Regions from separate parts of the Mus musculus genome. Here region 1 is linked to region 2. The links are chromatin loops, found by intact Hi-C in ENCODE. Cell type or tissue: heart. All regions are shown on one strand. Links, peaks and the distances in the headings refer to the core of each region. The heading gives the core; the rest is flanking DNA. Region 1 holds the start of Rabgef1 (RAB guanine nucleotide exchange factor (GEF) 1). Region 2 holds the start of Vkorc1l1 (vitamin K epoxide reductase complex, subunit 1-like 1).

Evidence for each region. A loop is a pair of places that touch in the nucleus more often than their neighbours do. Peaks named below come from ENCODE experiments on the same cell type or tissue, not always from the same donor. Only the 100,000 strongest peaks of a DNase experiment are listed, where the experiment ranks them.
Region 1: a loop joins it to region 2, with 2.8 times the contacts of the local background. A loop is called at or near these places in 2 of 42 quality-filtered maps.

Annotation. Positions count from the first base shown.
Region 1 is chr5:130,167,017-130,175,448 of GRCm38, forward strand. Rabgef1 (RAB guanine nucleotide exchange factor (GEF) 1) reads left to right here and starts at 4,803. Exons shown (of 9, transcript NM_001199059.1): 1 at 4,803-4,878. In heart, for the core only: no CTCF peak of the experiment used is centred there; DNase peaks (open chromatin) are centred at 4,735, 5,225 and 5,455; H3K4me3 peaks cover 2,846 bases; H3K27ac peaks cover 3,396 bases.
Region 2 is chr5:129,937,879-129,946,310 of GRCm38, forward strand. Vkorc1l1 (vitamin K epoxide reductase complex, subunit 1-like 1) reads left to right here and starts at 4,231. Exons shown (of 3, transcript NM_027121.4): 1 at 4,231-4,487. The coding sequence starts at 4,294. In heart, for the core only: a CTCF peak has its summit at 5,001; DNase peaks (open chromatin) are centred at 3,683, 3,863 and 4,663; H3K4me3 peaks cover 2,757 bases; H3K27ac peaks cover 1,860 bases.

The sequences.
Region 1 (8,432 bases), core at 352-8,351, 230 kb after region 2:
AGGGTCAGTTTAATGACAGGTAAGGATTTCACAGCCTAATCACAATTAGTGCTACTCCCTTGAGCCTTGTGAAAGCTAGCACCAGGGGGTTCTGCTCTAGCAGAAGTTCTCATTAATAATGCAATACCACAACCCCCCTATTTCCTAGGCCTTGATAAATTCTTGTATGAGTGTAACTTTTAAGTATCTGTGGAGAATCTCCATTTGTCAGAAGAATTCACCAACTTGCTTCTAATATGCAATGTAGCCTGTACTGAAGATTTCTATCTCAGTGGGATTCCCTAGCTCTTTCATGGTAAACCCACCTATTAGCTAGGCCATTGTGTTTGGGTGAGACTGGCTACTGCCTCAAGTGAGCACTCTGCAAACCAGCCCTGAGCTATTCTGGCTTGGTTCTTTTGTAATGCCTAGTTAGTTTTACTGTCTCTACCAAGCTCCTCAGCTTCAAGCATTTTCTAGGACATTGGAACACCGGCAAAGGCTTAGCTATGTCAGAATTCAATCTTAAAAGGCACTTATAATAAGATAATACTAAAAGAGAGCACGTGGATCCATACACCAGACTAACAGACAGGGTATGAATATATGGGTTATGAGAACGCCAAAGTTCCAGGAGGTGAGTTTCCGTGAAACTCTTTGCCTCGTGAGTGCTCCCAGGCCTCTTGGCCTGCCAAGCAAACTTCACTGGAGTGTGTGTAGCATCCTTGAATATGTTTATTTTTTCCTTTCCTTTTCTTTCTTTCTTTCCTTCTTTCTTTCTCTCTTCTCCTTCCCCAAAACAAAACAAAACAAAACAAAACAAAACAAAAAAACCTTCCCCTTCCCCTCCCTCCCTCCCTCCCTCCCTCCCTCCCTCCCTCCCTCCCTCCCTCCCTCCCTCCTTCCCTCCTTTCTTTCTTTCTTTCTTTCTTTCTTTCTTTCTTTCTTTCTTTCTTTCTTTCTTTCTTTCTTTCTTTCTTTCTTCAAGGTTTCTCTGTATATCCCTGGCTGTCCTGGGATTCAGTCTTCAGACCAGGCTGGCCTCAAACTCAGACATCTGCCTGCTTCTGACTCCCAAGTGCTGAAATTAAAGGTATGGGCCATTTGGCTAAAATGGCAGTTTTAATCTCCGGTTCAGGGGAATCATGATTGTGTCTCTTGGTGGAAGCATCCCTCCTCTTGGAACTAAGACCTCAGGCCAACAGAGTTAAAGGTTGTGGGGATAAGAAGCCAAACTTCAATGGCCCACTCTGAGTCCTGTCTCCTTAATTCTTGAGTCCCTGAGTTCTGGCTTTGGAAGAAGTACATTGCACTTGATGTAATATATGATGCCAATCTCGGTCAAGGACAGGCCTAGAGCCGTGTGTGGTGGCCCATGCCTATAATCCCAACACAAGAGAGATGGAGGCAGGAGGATCAGGATTTCATAGTCAACCTCTGCTATATAATAAGTCTGAGGCCAGTCTGTTATATTACAGATACCTTTTCAGAAAAAAAATGTTCGGGGGGTTGCAGTGAGGTCTCTTCAGTGCCATAGCTATCAATAAATCGTCCATGCTGCTGTAAATATTCCCTATTTAAACCCAGTGGTTCAGCAAGCAGACTTGGGTGGTATAGTTTCTGTGCTCTATTTGGAGAGATATTTGGAGTGAAAAGTCATGCCTTCCCAAGAAAAGTCATGAAACCAACCTCTTTTTTTATTATTTATTTATTTATTTATCTATTTATTTTTTGAGACAGGGTTTCTCTGTGTAGCCCTGGCTGTCCTGGATCTCACTCTGTAGACCAGGCTGGCCTCGAACTCAGAAGTCTGCCTGCCTCTGCCTCCCAAGTTCTGGGATTAAAGGCATGTGCCACCACTGCCCAGCGTGAAATGAACTTTTTTGGTTTTTCGAGACAGGGTTTCTCTGTATAGCCCTGGCTGTCCTGGAACTCACTTTGTAGACCACGCTGGTCTCGAACTCAGAAATCCGCCAGCCTCTGCCTCCTGAGTGCTGGGATTAAAGGCGTGCGCCACCACTCCCGGCCAACGTGAACTTTTTAAAAATAATGTAATATGGTCTCATGTAGATAAAGCTGCCCTTACACTTACTATGCAGCTGCAACTCCTGTTCCTTCTGCCTCAGCCTCCTGTGAACTGGGATTCTAAGCATGTGCCATCAGATCTGTGAACTTTTTATATAAAGTCACTGAGCCAGCCATACGTGAACACAACTGCTGAACACATTGGTGGGGCTTAACAGAGAGGGAGTTAGGACAAAGTCAGGGAAGCTCTGCTGTAGGCTTCACATGCTATCTGTTGACATTCTCGGCTTGTGGATTGGTGGACACCACCGTTGGAATGTAAGAATGCATTCCAAAGATTTTTCCGGCTGGCCAGAAGGATGTTAAGTCAGAGACAGAATGAGTCTTAAACGGATATTCAACGGACCTAAAGACAGTCTGAGATATGGCTCTATAACATTCCAACTCTCCAAAACCAGTCTACAGAATCTTTAACACAAGGGTGGGTTTTTAGAGAACTTCACAAGGTAGACAACACTTATCTGCTGCCTCTAGCAGTCTTGAAGTGGGAACTAAGACTAGCTTCTGTTCATGCCTTCACTATTAATGCTGTGTAACACTGGCTAACTTAGCCGGGTGTGGTGGCGCATGTCTTTAATCCCAGCACTCGGGAGGCAGAGGCAGGCGGATTTCTGAGTTCGAGGTGAGCCTGGTCTACAAAGTGAGTTCCAGGACAGCCAGGGCTATTCAGAGAAACCCTGTCTCAAAAACAAACAAACAAACTCCAAAAACAAACAAACAAAACCAAAAAAACCCACTGACTAACTTATTTAATTTTTAGGTCTCAGCTATACCCCAATTTTTTTTTTTTTTAATTCTGATGATTGAACCTAGGTCCTCCAGAAGAAAGAGCTAGCCTTCTGTAGGTAGGAAAGGAAAAGGGCTCAGGGTGGAACTGCCCATAGTTCACACATATTTCTGTGAAAATATGTATCTATGTTTTAAATGAATGCTAAGAGTTCAAGCAGCGAGGCCAAGAACACCAGGGATGAGAAACAAAGATGTCTGCAATCCGGTTTGAGATAACCTGATGAAGCAAGCTCCCGGGCAGTTGGCACCAACCTGACTGTCCAGCTATCTTTCACTGATGCCAAAAGCTTTCCCCCCTTCAGTAGTAAATGTACAGGAGAGGCTTCCTCATGTTTCCTTACATTATGATTATTGTGTGTGGATGCCATGATACTTACATGGAGGTGAGTGGGCATCTTTGTTAGTTGGGTCTCTCCTTCTACTTTTTGTTGAAACCATTTATTTATTTTACGTACATTGGTATTTTGACTGCATGTGTGTCTGTGTGAGGGTATTGGATCCTCTGCAACTGGAGTTGCAGACAGTTGTGAGCTGCCATGTGGGTGCTGGGAATCGAACCCAGCTCCTCTGAAAGAGCAACCACCGTTCTTAACCACTGAGTCATCTCTCCATCCCCTCCTTCTTTTTTTTGTCAGGTCAGTTCCAGGATTTGGATTTAGGTTGTCAAGCCTGAATGGGAAACCTTTTACACACTGAAACATCTCTCTGGCCCTCTTTACTTGTAATCCTCTTTCATAAAACTCGCTTTCACCTCATTTGTCTGTGTCTTTCTTTAATCTTCATAGACCTTAAACATCCAACTTGGAGCCACTTCCCTAGGCCAACCTGACCCTGTCTGGCACCCTACAGCCTTGTGCCAAGCACAGCTGGGTCATGAAAGATCCTTTTATTCTCACAACTCCTGCATCATCATGTGCTCTCATTATAAAGCTATACCCCACAACCTTCCTTATATTTGCCCAGGCCAAGAACACTAGAGATGGGAACTCCTGAACTTCCTGTCTCCACCTAGCCAGGCTGGGATCACAGCCTAGTTGCTATTGGACCAATTTCCTTAAGATTCTCCTAAATTGAATCAGTTTCAAGTCCTGCTCTTAAAAAGAGCAAGCCAGGAGTGTTCATTTCTGTGGGCCATCTGCCCAGGTGACCAGGTTCTTTCTATGGACGAGTGCCCAGGAGTGAAAAACAAAATAGCAGAGTCAGAAAAGGTGAAAACAGGCATTTATTGAGACAGGGGTTAAAAAAAAAATTCTGCTGGGAACAGTGTTTTGTTTTTGTTTTTTGTTTTTTCCAGAGCTGAGAGCCAGTCTCACGGACTCTGGGTTGCTCATTTGTAGGGTTCATTCTGAATTCTCTCCTCCCCTATCCTATAACTTCATCTCCTCCACCCCGACGGTTCTTGGCCCAGGGAGATAACAAAAGCTAGTGAGGTGGCATGTCAACTGTCCAGTGGGAGCGTTATCTATCTTTACAGACAGGCAGTCATGTGCTAAACTTTTCCCTCTCGATCTTTTTCCTGACTATCTATTCCCTGCTAACTGCTCACTAGGGGAAAGGTGTGTTTGTATTTCCTTCTGGCGGCCGCATTCGCTAAGCGCTGGGAGATGTCTCCTGGTCCCAGACTTTGATGTCCCGTTTCGTGTATGGCTGTCCTCGGGGCTCCTTGTCGCCCTCAGGCTAATGCAAGCAGAAGCTGGTAGACGGAATGAGGAATGACAGGGGAAACCGCGGCTTCTCGCGAGTCACAGACACGTCAGCGAGGGCCTCACGGTCACTCGGTGTCCCCTGCCCTCAGGGACTGCCCCTTCGGGTGGACAGCCTCCGGAGCGTTGCAATCTTTTCCGGCCAGCCGCCAGCCAGTCCCCGGAAGTCCGAAGCGTCACGGAAATGACGCCACGCGTACGCACCGCGCGCGTGCTCGCGGTGCCGGGGGCGGGGCGTGCGGGGGCAGGGGCGGGGCAGGGAGCCGAGTGACTGAAGGGGCGCTGGGAGCGGCGGTCGGACGCCGGCGGAGCCGCGGAGCAGGTTCGGAGGGACGGGGGCTCCGGAGGCGCGTTCCCACACGGAGCGGGGCGGCGGCGGCGGTGTCCGGCCGCGCGCTGACCGGGGCCGCTCCGTTCCGCCTCTCAGCCGGGAGGGCGGGCGGGCGCATAGGGCCAGGCCGCCGGAGCTCTGCTGCTGCTCTCGGCCTCTCCAGCTCGGCCGAGTTCTTCCCAGCTCGGCGGGACTCGGGCTCCCGGGAGGACACGCTCCCCGGTCGTCGGCTGCCGCTCCGATCCTGTCCGAGTCCGGAGTTGTGGTTGCAGCCGGGCGGGTCCCATCCGGAGCCCGCGTGGGTCCCGGGGCTGGTGCGGCTGCTGTGGCGCGGGGTTTTGAATACTCGTCCCAGGTGCTAGAGGCCAAGGTTATGGGTGTCTCTGAATGAGAAGTCCTGAAGCTGAGGCAGGAGGATTGCCGCGAGTTTTGAGGTCAGCCCTCTGCCACTGAGGAAGACCCTTTTATGGAAAATAATAATAAAGGCAGTCCCTGATTCCGAGCTGTCTGGAAGGGAGAGCCAAGGGGATGTCCTTCCATCCCTTCGCGGAAGTTGGCTCCATAGAGGGAAGCGCCTTGGAGACTAGGTCATTGGCAGCTGGCTGTGTCTCAGAGCTGATGACCAACCTCTGTGGTTGGGAAATGTGTTGCTGGATGTGGTAGGCTCGGTCTGTCTGTGGAGTTTAGATGTGACACTGGCATAAGTTTTACAGCGTCACCTAGTTTTGTGGTAAGAGCCCCTATGGTCCCCCCACCCCCTGCCACCTCCTGGAAGTTAACTGTTGGGTCTTTTAACCTACAAACCTAGAATTACTTTTCAAAGGAAGACCCAATTAGTCACCCACTTCTGACATCCCAGTATTTGGAAATTGAGTCAGGAACAACAGTCTTGGGAGTTTTGACGTCAACGGGGCTATGTAGTGAGTTTGAGGCCAGCCTATACTACAGAGTAATATTCGATCCTCCCGCCCACCAGAGTCGCAGTTAAAAGAAAGAAGAGGCTAAAATAAAATGGTCTTGTCAAGCTTGTTACTGGGCGGTGGTGGCGGTGGCTCACACCTTTAATACCAGAATGCTGGAGGCAGAGACAGATCTCTATGAGTTTGAACAGGCCTGGTCTACAGAGTGAGTTCCAGGACAGTCCAGGCTACATAGACTGTTTTGGGGGGAGAAGAAGCTTGCTTGTTACTTGGTGATGACTGACTTTAAGGTTTACACATGTTAGATAGGGGCTGTTTAACTGAGCTACAGTCCCAGTTTCTATTCAGCCTCTGAGAGTTACTGTTTGGGGGGATTATTTATTTATTTTGATTTGTGTGTTTATTTTGGGGGACAGGGTCTCGCAATACAGCTTTGGCTGTGTAGATCAGGCGATCAGGCAAGACTCTGAACTTGGAGCATTCCGCCTGCCTAGGCCTCTCAAGTGGTGAGATTGCGGGTGTGGACCACTGCCTTGCCTGTCTTTTCTTTTGGTATGTGTGTTCACAGTGTGTGCATGTGGAGGCCAGAGGTTAGCAAATGTTAGCTATTTTCCTTGGTGTCATACTAGCCTTGACTTTCATTGAGACAGGCTCTTAGTGAACCTGGAGCTGGATTCACCTAGACTACTACTAGCTAGCCCACAAGCTACAGGGAACATTTTTTTGGTGTGGGGACTGGGGACCTGGTTCAGGTTCTCATGCTTGTGTGGCAAGTACTTTATTTTTGCCATTTATTTTGCCCCAGCCCCCCCTTTTGCCTTTGATGAAATGAAGTTGGAGTTTATTAAGAAACAGTTTTATTATAGAATTAAACCCCGGCTTTAAGGAAGAGAGAGACACTTTAAAGGACAGTATACCTCCAAGACATGTGTGTAAACTTCTTAAGAGTCTCCAAGATTTAGTGGTTCCTGATCAAAGGGTTAAGGTGCAGCCAGGATTTGAATCTTTACTTGCTTACAACATCTTGGCTGGAGAGTTAGCTCCCTGGTTGAGAGATCTGGCTGCTCTTGTACGGGATCCTGGTTTGGACGTGGTAGCTCACAACTGTCCAACTTCCAGATCCAGGGGATCTATGCCCTTTTCCAGGCTCCAGGGGTGCCAGTTTGCACATGATAGTGGACAGTAGAGATCCTTAAGGTGTAAAATGTTTGCCTAGTTTGCACCAAGGCCTTGGGTTTTATCCCCACCACGACAGAGAAAGAAAACAAAAATCTCCCACAGAATTTCATCATGGTGTGTGCTAGGCTAGAGCCCTGAGGATCAGAGCACCAGCCAACCTTTTGAAGTGTGGAGGATGGAAGAAGGGACCAGGAAATAAATACCTTCCCAAAGTGTTGAAAAATGTGTAACAGTTCAAACCAGTGAGCTGGAGTGGGAATTTTGGAGGCAGGTGAGTGTGTGTGTGTTGGGGAGCAGTGACCAGGAGAAGAGACCACCCAGCTACGTGAAGAATGCTGAAGGGCAGAGATGCCTGGGTGTGGGGCTTTTCTGTGCTGGTGACAGAGCCACGGGAGGGTATGAAGCAAAGTCATCCTTAGGTTAAGATAACTTCTAAGCAAACACACACACACACACACACACACACACACACACACACACAGAGGCTGCTGTATGGTTTAAGATGATTGTGTCCAAGGTAGTTCTGGGTTAGGGACTGTCTTTCTTGGCCATCTTTTCTGGTGATTAAGTATTTGAATTGAATCGTGTACTCATTACTAAGATTGACTCCCACTAACAGGAAATCTACTTTTATCTCTCCACTCTCAATTCATATTGGGTATTTATAGGTTCCATGGGTACTTGCTGACTGTGTGAGAGTAATCCCTGGACTTCTCCCAGTCTTTGGCTAGATACCATAGATTTTTTTTTTGTTTTGTTTTGTTTTTCAAGACAGGGTTTCTCTGTATAGCCCTGGTTGTCCTGGACCTCACTTTGTAGACCAGGCTGGCCTCAAACTCAGAAATCTACCTGCCTCTGCCTCCGGAGTGCTGGGATTAAAGGTGTGCGTCACCACGCCCGGCATATACCATAGAATTTTAAATCTTGACTGTGTACATTTAAATTTTGGTACTCGTTTCATTGGCTGTGAGATAAGCATCTCTAGAAGAGATGTCTGCAATCAACACCTATGTATCAGTAGAAGTGCTGCCAAGTGCCTTTCTTAGCCTGATAATAAAGTCACCCCAATAACATTGAGAGCGTCATGGAAAAGGCCAACCATTTTGGAAATCTTGCCCAATGCTCACAACACTGTATGAAGTAGTGTGTACAGGGGAAATGACTGTTGATCTTATCACGTTGATTACTATTTAACTGGTTATTTTTAATGTTTGAATAAAGTTCCCAAAACATTTTAAGAGGCTGTGTTCTAGCAAATCTGTAAGCCCAGCTACTCAGGAGGCTGAAGCAGAAGATTGCCAAAGCAGGCCAGCCTGGGCAACTTAGTGAGTCTCAATTAAAGTCACAGGAGAAGGTCTGGGCTGTCACTGCTGGTGGGGCACTTGCCTTCCATGCTGGATACTTTGATGGCTGCCTTTATCTTTTTTTTTAGTTATGTGTGCTCTG
Region 2 (8,432 bases), core at 60-8,059:
CCTGAACTTACAATCATCCCACATTAACCCTTCTGAGTGCTCTGTTTGCAGGTGTGTCAATGCCTACTATGTAGCCGTACTCACTTTAACGGAATGATAAGAGAACCAATTATTTCTCAAAGATGAGAATAACACCGGTCCCCTCTCCATAGGCTGCTTTCCCAAAGGGACCTGGGCAGCCTTGGACAGACTCTCTTCTAAAGCTTTCTATCTCAGCTACTGCTCCACCTCAAGAGTTCTCGTTCAATCCTTGCTGGGGTTATTTTCAAAGTGTTGGGGTAAAGCACAGAATTCTAACTCAGCATATCAAGCCTGAGGTCATTGAAGGGGCCTGCAGGAAGCTCCTGGGATTTTTGTTCTGGAGCAGAGTTGAGCCGGCAACCGTCTCTTTCTTTGTACAAACATGAGAATATTGGACTAAGGATTCGAAGTAAAAGAAGACCTTTTGGAATAGAAAGCCGAGTTTGTCAGAAAACAGGGACCTGGGGCTTAGAAGGTGGCTCGGTTTGCAGAACACTTTCTCAGTGTGCAGGTAGCCCTCACTTCAATCCCTAGAATTACATAAATTGGGTACGGAGGTGTATACCCATAATCCCAACACTCAGTAGGTGGAGGAGAACAGTCAGAACTTCAAGGTCACTTTTACCTATATGGTGAGTTTGAGGCCAGCCTAGGATGTGTGAGACCTGATTTAAAAAGAAGAAAAATGGGGCTGGTGAGATGGCTCAGTGGGTAAGAGCACCCGACTGCTCTTCTGAAGGTCCAGAGTTCAAATCCCAGCAACCACATGGTGGCTCACAACCATCCGTAATGAGATCTGACGCCCTCTTCTGGAGTGTCTGAAGACAGTTACAGTGTACTTACATATAATAAATAAATAAATCTTAAAAAAAAAAAAAGAATCAGGGAACCAGCTTCAGTAAAAAAAAAATAAATAAATAAAATAAAAAATAAAAAGAAGAAAAATAGACGGACCTCAGAAGTGGCAGTCAGGTGTGGTTGGGAGCACCTGCCATTCTTGTGTCTGCTAGTCGAGCATTCTACCACAGACTATGCTTCAGCCCCGGTCTCCTGCCTTGTCTCTTTGGTTGTCTCTTCCTGCTTTTGGAAATAGCTCTTTCTTCTTCCTTTGAGGGACTGATTGGTCCTTTATAGAATTTAACCTGTAGAGAGGCAGTGTGTCTGCCTAAGAATTTCCAGGTGGTATGGAGTTGGGGAGTGCCCAGTAAGAGAGGCACTCTGATCTTTGTAGCTTTTCTGCCTACTGTCCCACTGTCTCTTTCCCTCTTTCCTATAAACAACTCTTTGCGGTCCTGAGTCCCTTCAGGTGGTTCTCCCCATCTCCACAGGGAACTGAGTCATCTTCTGCTCCCCGCCCCCCCAGACAGGAGGGTTTCTCTGTGTAGCTGGAACTCACTCTGTAGACCAGGCTGGCCTTGAACTCAGAAATACGCCTGCCTCTGCCTCCCAAATGCTGGGATTAAAGGTGTACACCACCACTGCCCAGCCATCTTCTGCTCTTAAATCTGTTTTCTTTCAACCAATTTTCTCTCAAGTATTAGCTTTGGAGTAGCAAGCAGATGAACTTAAGTCCTATATACTTCCCCCCCTGCCTTTTTTTAAAAAAAGATTTATTTTTTATTATTATACATAAGTACACTGTAGCTGTCTTCAGATGCTCCAGAAGCGCCAGAAGAGGGAGTCAGATCTCATTATGGATGGTTGTGAACCACCATGTGGTTGCTGGGATTTGAACTCAGGACCTTTGGAAGAACAGTTAGTGCTCTTACCCGCTGAGCCTATCTGCTGAACCATCTTGCCAGTCCAATACTCTCCTTTTTTAAAATTACGAAAGTGTACGTGTGTGTGTGTGTGTGTGTGTGTGTGTGAGAGAGAGAGAGAGACAGAGACAGAGACAGAGACAGAGACAGAGAGAGATGCACATATGTGTCTGGGCCATGGAGGTCGGAAGAGGTCATTGGATCCCTCAGAGCTTCAGTCATAGGCATTTATGGGTGCTTGTCTTGAGGCGCAGATGACACCACCTGGTGCGACGACCTTCTAAGTAACAGAATGTATGAAAGTCATAGGCTATCGTTTCTGATCACGGAATAACAAAAGACTCAAGCTGGAGAGATGGCTCGGTAAAAATGCTTGCTGCCTCAGTGTGAGGACCTAAGTTCAAATCTTTGGCTCCTCCTATTTAATGTGGTTGTCTGTGGCTGTCCTTACTTGTAACTCTTGCACTGGAGGCAGAGACAGATGGATCCTCCGTACTTGGCCAGCCAGCCTAGCTAAGCAAACCACAGATTCCAGATTCAGTGAGATACTCTGTCTCAAGGAGGTAAGTCAGGGACGATTATAGTCAGCGATTTTTTTTTTGTACCCACACATATGTGAACACACACACAAATCAATAATGTCCTTTTTAGAGACTCTGACCCCATCTCTTCCCTCTCTCTCCTTTTTTGGAGGTTTAACCTAGAGCTTTACATGTATTAGTCAAGTATTCTACTGTTGAGCTAAAACTTGTTTTCTTCAACCCCTTACTTTGGGTGGGTGGGATGGAAGCCAGCTGTGTTTTCTGGAGGTGTAAATTGGAGCTGTTGTTACTGCCCAGGGAGGACCTGCAGCCTTCTCACTGCCATAGGAGAGAACCTGAAAGAGGACTCTCAGGGTTTGAGATGACTACAGCCATGCCTCACATCTTAATTTGATCCAAGGTAGAGAGGAAGAGAAAGAGAGAGGGAAAGGTGGAGAGACTGAGCCGGAAGATTCCTGACGCAGAGAAAATGAAAAAAAAAAAACCCCAAACAAAACAAACAGACACCCAGTTTATTAGCTTGCTTAAAGCTGCAAAAAATTGGGGTGATTTGTTATCCAACATTGTATAATTAATTGAAGAACATTACTTATTAATCAAAATCACTAGGTGATGCCCCCAAAGCCTAAGAGCTGCATTGAAGCAAAAGCTAGCAATCTCCATCAACAGCTTGTTTCTTTGTAGACACAGATATCCTTACATGGGTTTTCCTGTCCAGTTTTGACAGCAAGGAAGCTCAGAATCAGTTATGGCTCAATTTTAACAATTTTGCAAGCCTCTATGACCTCCTCACGTTTCGTTTTCTTCTGATTTCCCTTTTTCCAAGTTTTTGAGCTTTTTTTTTAAAGTTCATTTTTATCCTTTTAGTATGGATTATGTTAAAGCCACATCAAATCCAAATTATAGAGAAGTATTCATGAACCCATTTAAAAATAGGTTTTTTTAAATGTAAAAATAGTTTTGCGCATTTAAGAAAAAAGTTTCTCACATGTTGAACACAAGACGCCTGGAGGTGGTGCCTGGGGAAGATCATGTCACACAAACGTGTCTCTGGAGCTCTGGAGCCATTGGTCAGGGACAATTTGGATTGGATAAGAAATATCAAGTGATAACGACGGAAATGTGTGTGTGTGCAGAAAGGCAACTGATTGCTACCAGGAGCCAAGGGCTTGCCCAGTCAAGCATTGTAGTAGTATCTTTGAAATCGATCCCTTGTAACAGACCCTAAGATTAAGCCAAACCACCTCTCGCCTCACCCCTTTCCTAGGCCACACCCCTCATCCTTCCTGGTCACGCCCCTGCCCCATCCAGCACACCAGAGTTTTTGCGCTCCGCCCCTTCCCTTCGCTCCCGCCCCACCTTGTTCCGCCTCCCTTCTGACCGCGCCCTCCAGTGTAACGAACCCCATTTCTCAGCACCACCCTTCACTTGCGCCACGCAACCCTGGCTGCTTACAACCTCCGCCTCTTCCCCGCCCGCGCGCGGTTTTCCCACCCGCCCCTTTAAAATCAAACCACGCCCACCGTCAGCCACGCCCTCCGCATGCGCCGCACCACCTCCCCGCTGTTGCGCGCTCCGCCTCCTCCCTCCACACTTATGAGCGGCTTTCTCGCTCCGCCCCAATTCTGGTCAAGCTCCGCCCCTCCTCAAGCCCTTCCCTCTTTCAGACCCCGCCCTCCGCATGCGCCGCACCGCCTCCCTGGCGGTTGCGCGCTCCGCCCCTCCCTCTGTGTCCGCGCGCGCCTTCCCCGCCCAGTCCGCCTCACTCCTCTCGGGGCGGTTGGGCCGCGCGCCTGTGGGGGCGGGGCCCGGAGGAGGCGACCGAGCCAATGGGGCGCGGCGGTGGTGGCGGCGGCGGCGGCGGCGGCGGAGGCGGTGGCGGCAGCGGCGGCGGCTGGGTCGGGCCCCGACGGGCGGCGGCGTCTGAGGTGGAGGCGGAGGGAGGCGGCGGCGGCGGCGGAGGGGGGAAGATGGCGGCGCCCGTCCTGCTGAGAGTGTCGGTGCCGCGTTGGGAACGGGTGGCCCGGTATGCAGTGTGCGCCGCCGGGATCCTGCTCTCCATCTACGCCTACCACGTGGAGCGGGAGAAGGAGAGGGACCCGGAGCACCGGGCCCTCTGCGACCTGGGGCCCTGGGTGAAGTGCTCCGCCGCCCTGGCCTCCAGGTAGCCCGGCTTGAGTGAGGGGAGCGCGACGCGGGCGGCGGCGGGGGGCGGGGAGCGCGCGGGGAGCTCCGGCCTGAGAGAGCGGGGCCCGGGCCGCGACCCGGACGGCGGTGACCGGGGGGCGGCGGCTGAGGGCAGGCCTCCGGGATGAGGTGGCACAGTGCAGCCGGGAGGGCGCGGGCGCGTCCTGGCCGGTGTGACTTTTCTCCCTGTTGTCGCCGAGAGAGGCGTGTGAAGACCCCCGATGCAGAGATCGGCGAAGCCAGCATTCATCCCCGGGGTCTTGGGACCTCTGCTACCCCGGGGCTATATGTCCGGTGGCTTTTATCACTATCCTCTGGGTTGTTCGGGACAGGTGTTTTCGGTGCTCAGGCCTCTTTGTACTCAGAGTTAAGGAGAATTGGCAGCCTTCTGGAGGCGACAGTGACATTTGCGGGTAGACACGCATTTGACCCTACTCTGGAAGAGGAAGGTACCAGCACTTAACCCTATCTGATTTCTTGGATTTTTCTCCCTTGTGTATTTCACGAAGTGTGCCCAGCAGGGGGAAAATGGCCAGAGTTCGGGTCTACTTTAAGTTTAGAGTAAACGATGAGTACCTTGTGTATAGTGATATTTTAGGTACTACGATGACTGTTATTTTATGAAAGGATCTGAGTTGTGACCCACACTGGCCTGAAACTCATCGGACTATAACCTCTACAGCTATTCCCCTGCCTCAGTCTTTTGAGTAGGGAAATACAAGCATGCACCACCGTGGGTGACTTAGAATGACTTTTACATGTTGCTGATTAGTATTAGCGGAATAATCCGCAAGAGATTAGATTTACGAAACTTTGCTAAGCAGGTTTATTTAAACAATTTTTTGTTTCTTGAAAATACCATCGATTTTTTTTCCTGTTAACATTTTATGTAGTGTGCTAGCTTTTTTTCTTAGAAAAAAGTATTTTACACTTTTAAAAAAGGCTTTTTAAAAAACTGATAGCAGTCATCAAAACCAGCAAAAGTGAAAAGAATTATTGCAGAATAGATAGTTTGACATTTTAATAGAGAGTCCTACCCCTAATATTTTGATGTTTGTTAACAGTGCTTAACATTTCACTACATTCCCTCCTTTTGATAAATGCTAGGGAGACACAAATGTATATAGCTCACTAGTTTATTTTGCCCTCCATATTGGTGGAGGAGTATTTGAAGAAGCTAGGGTTGGAGTTTCTTATCTGCAAACTTAAGGCTGTTGATCTTTCCCACTTAGCCCTTTTCATAGACCAGCTAGGCTAGGCTAGCTCGTGCTTATAAGTGGAATTCCTGTAACTTTTTAGTAGAAAAATGGTTGTCATTATGGCCTCATTAAGCAGTTTTGTTTTTTTTTTTTAAATGCATTGAGTTTATAGTGCAGAATGTATCTGTGATGAAGAGCCCTCAGGAGTTTTATTTGCATCCAGGTTGAGGCCTCCTAGACTTTCTTTTAGACTAGACACCTTGAGAACCACTAAGTGTATCGTGCTTCTATTGCACATATTTATGTTGGGAGTGGGGTAGCACACACACTTATGGAGGTCATTGGACAACATGTGGGAGTCAGTTTCCCACCAGATGGGTCCTAGGGATTGAACTCAGGTCATCAGGCTTGCTGGCAAGCATCTTTACCAGCTGAGTCCTCTCACTGAGCCCACCAAGTATATTTTATGCACACATTCACATTTTTAAATGTTCTTTGCACCTTTGGAAAGGATTTTTTTTTTTTTTTCTTTTTGAGACAGGGTTTCTCTGTATAGCCCTGGCTGTCCTGGAACTCACTCTGTAGACCAGGCTGGCCTTGAACTCAGAAATCCGCCTGCCTCTGCCTCCTAAGTGCTGGGATTAAAGGTGTGCGCCACCACCGCCCGGCTTTGGAAAGAATTTTTAAACTTAAGTTTTTAACACCCCAAATTGAATGAATGAATGCAGAATAAAAAAAAGCATGCAGGAGCATATTTCAAATACTTAGAAACCATGAAATAAAAATGACTGGATAGGTTAATATGAAATATATTTATAATTATTACCAACTTTAGAATTTTTCTTTTTTTTTTAAAGATTTATTTACTTATTATATATAAGTACACTGTAGCTATCTTCACACACACCAGAAGAGGGCATCAGATCTCATTATGGATGGTTGTGAGCCACCATGTGGTTGCTGGGATTTGAACTCTGGACCTCTGAAAGAGCAGTCAGTGCTCTTAACCTCTGAGCCATCTCTCCAGCCCTAGAATTTTTCTTTTAATGCAGTCTATACAAAAATCTTACTGGGCTTTTTATTATTTGGCCATGTAAGAAGTAATTCACTGTATGTTTTGAGTTCTTCTAGTGGGCTTTTCTCTAAGAGATTGTTTCTGAACCATTTAATTATACACTAAATATTCTCATAGTTAATCTGTATCACAAGAAACAAATGTTCATGTGTTTTGTTTCTTGCTTTGTAGATCTGGCCAACTTTGAACTGAAAGCAGTCCTCCTTCAGTCTCAGTCTCCTGTGGACTGGAATTATAGCCTTGCCTGCACATCTGTCAAGTTTTTGTTTTTGTTTTGAATAAGACACAATAGCATGATATTTAATATTTAGTAACATCAATTAATGAATTAAAGTTATCTTAAAATATGTTAGACTAAAAATCTTTCTCGATCAGTGGCATTGGAGATTGAACACAGGGCCTGACCAGTGTTAGGTAAACTCTCTGTGACTAAGTTTCATCCCCGGCTTGCTTATTTTTGTCAGAGTTTTACTATGTAGCCTTGACTGGCTTGGGATTCCTAGAGATCTGCTTGCCTCTGCATCCTAAATGCTGAGATTGAAGGTTTATGCCACCATGCCTGGCATTGTTTGGGGTAACCCAAGTTAGCCTTGAACTTGCTGTGTTGTAGCGTAAGTTGAGGCTGGCCTTGAACTCCTTCGATCCTCTCTCTACTAATCCCTCATGTTCTGAGATTACAGGTGTGCATCATCATGTCTAGCTCCTATCTCTCTATCATATAGAAAGTGTGAACTTAGGATGTTGTGGCTAAAACTAGTGTTTACTTATATAGTGATGTACAGAACTACTTAAGTTAGGGGTTGGAAAGACGGCTTAGCAGTTAGGAGCTAAGTCCATTGAGGATGAGTCTGATGGTCAGCACTCATACTGAGTGGTCCACAGCCACCTGTGACTTCAGCTCCAGGGCATTCAGTGCCCTCTTTTTTTTCCTTTTTCTTTTTTAGCTGTATTTTATCATTTTATGTATATGAGTGTTTTTCCTGTACATATGGTATATGCACCACATGCATGCTTGGTACCTACAGAGATGAGAAGATGGCATTGGGTCTCCTGGGACTGGAGTTACCAGGCATTGTAAACAGCCCAAGTGGGTGCTGGGAATCAAACCCTGGTCTTCTGTAAAAACAAGTGCTAAGCTTAACCCCTGAGCCACCTCCAGCCCTTAGTACCCTCTTTGGCCTCAGAGGATAACTGCACTTTTGTGCACATACCTATGTACAAATACATACACATAATTAAACATAAAGTCTTTAACACTTTAAAATCTGATGTCTGCCGAAGGATAGGTAAGAAGTAAGGCATTCTAATAAGAGTAAATATATTTCATATGTACACTAAAACTATTTTCAGGAAATAGCCTTTTTATTAACTGTCTTGAGAGAGAGGGGTATGTATGTGTATGTATGTATGTGTATGGGGGAATGTGTGTATTTAACGAAGATAAAAGGATTTAGACAAAATTTCCTTTATAAACTGATTTCCTTTCAAATTGGGTAGAATAAGTATCTGCAAGATGCTCTTGACAATGTGGGAAAGCCCTTAAGTGAAACATTATCATATACTTTACATTAGTTAATTTTGTTTGAAAATGGACTGCCAGATAGCAGTAGTATTCAAAGATCTTGCTATTTCAGGAAAAGAAAGTTTG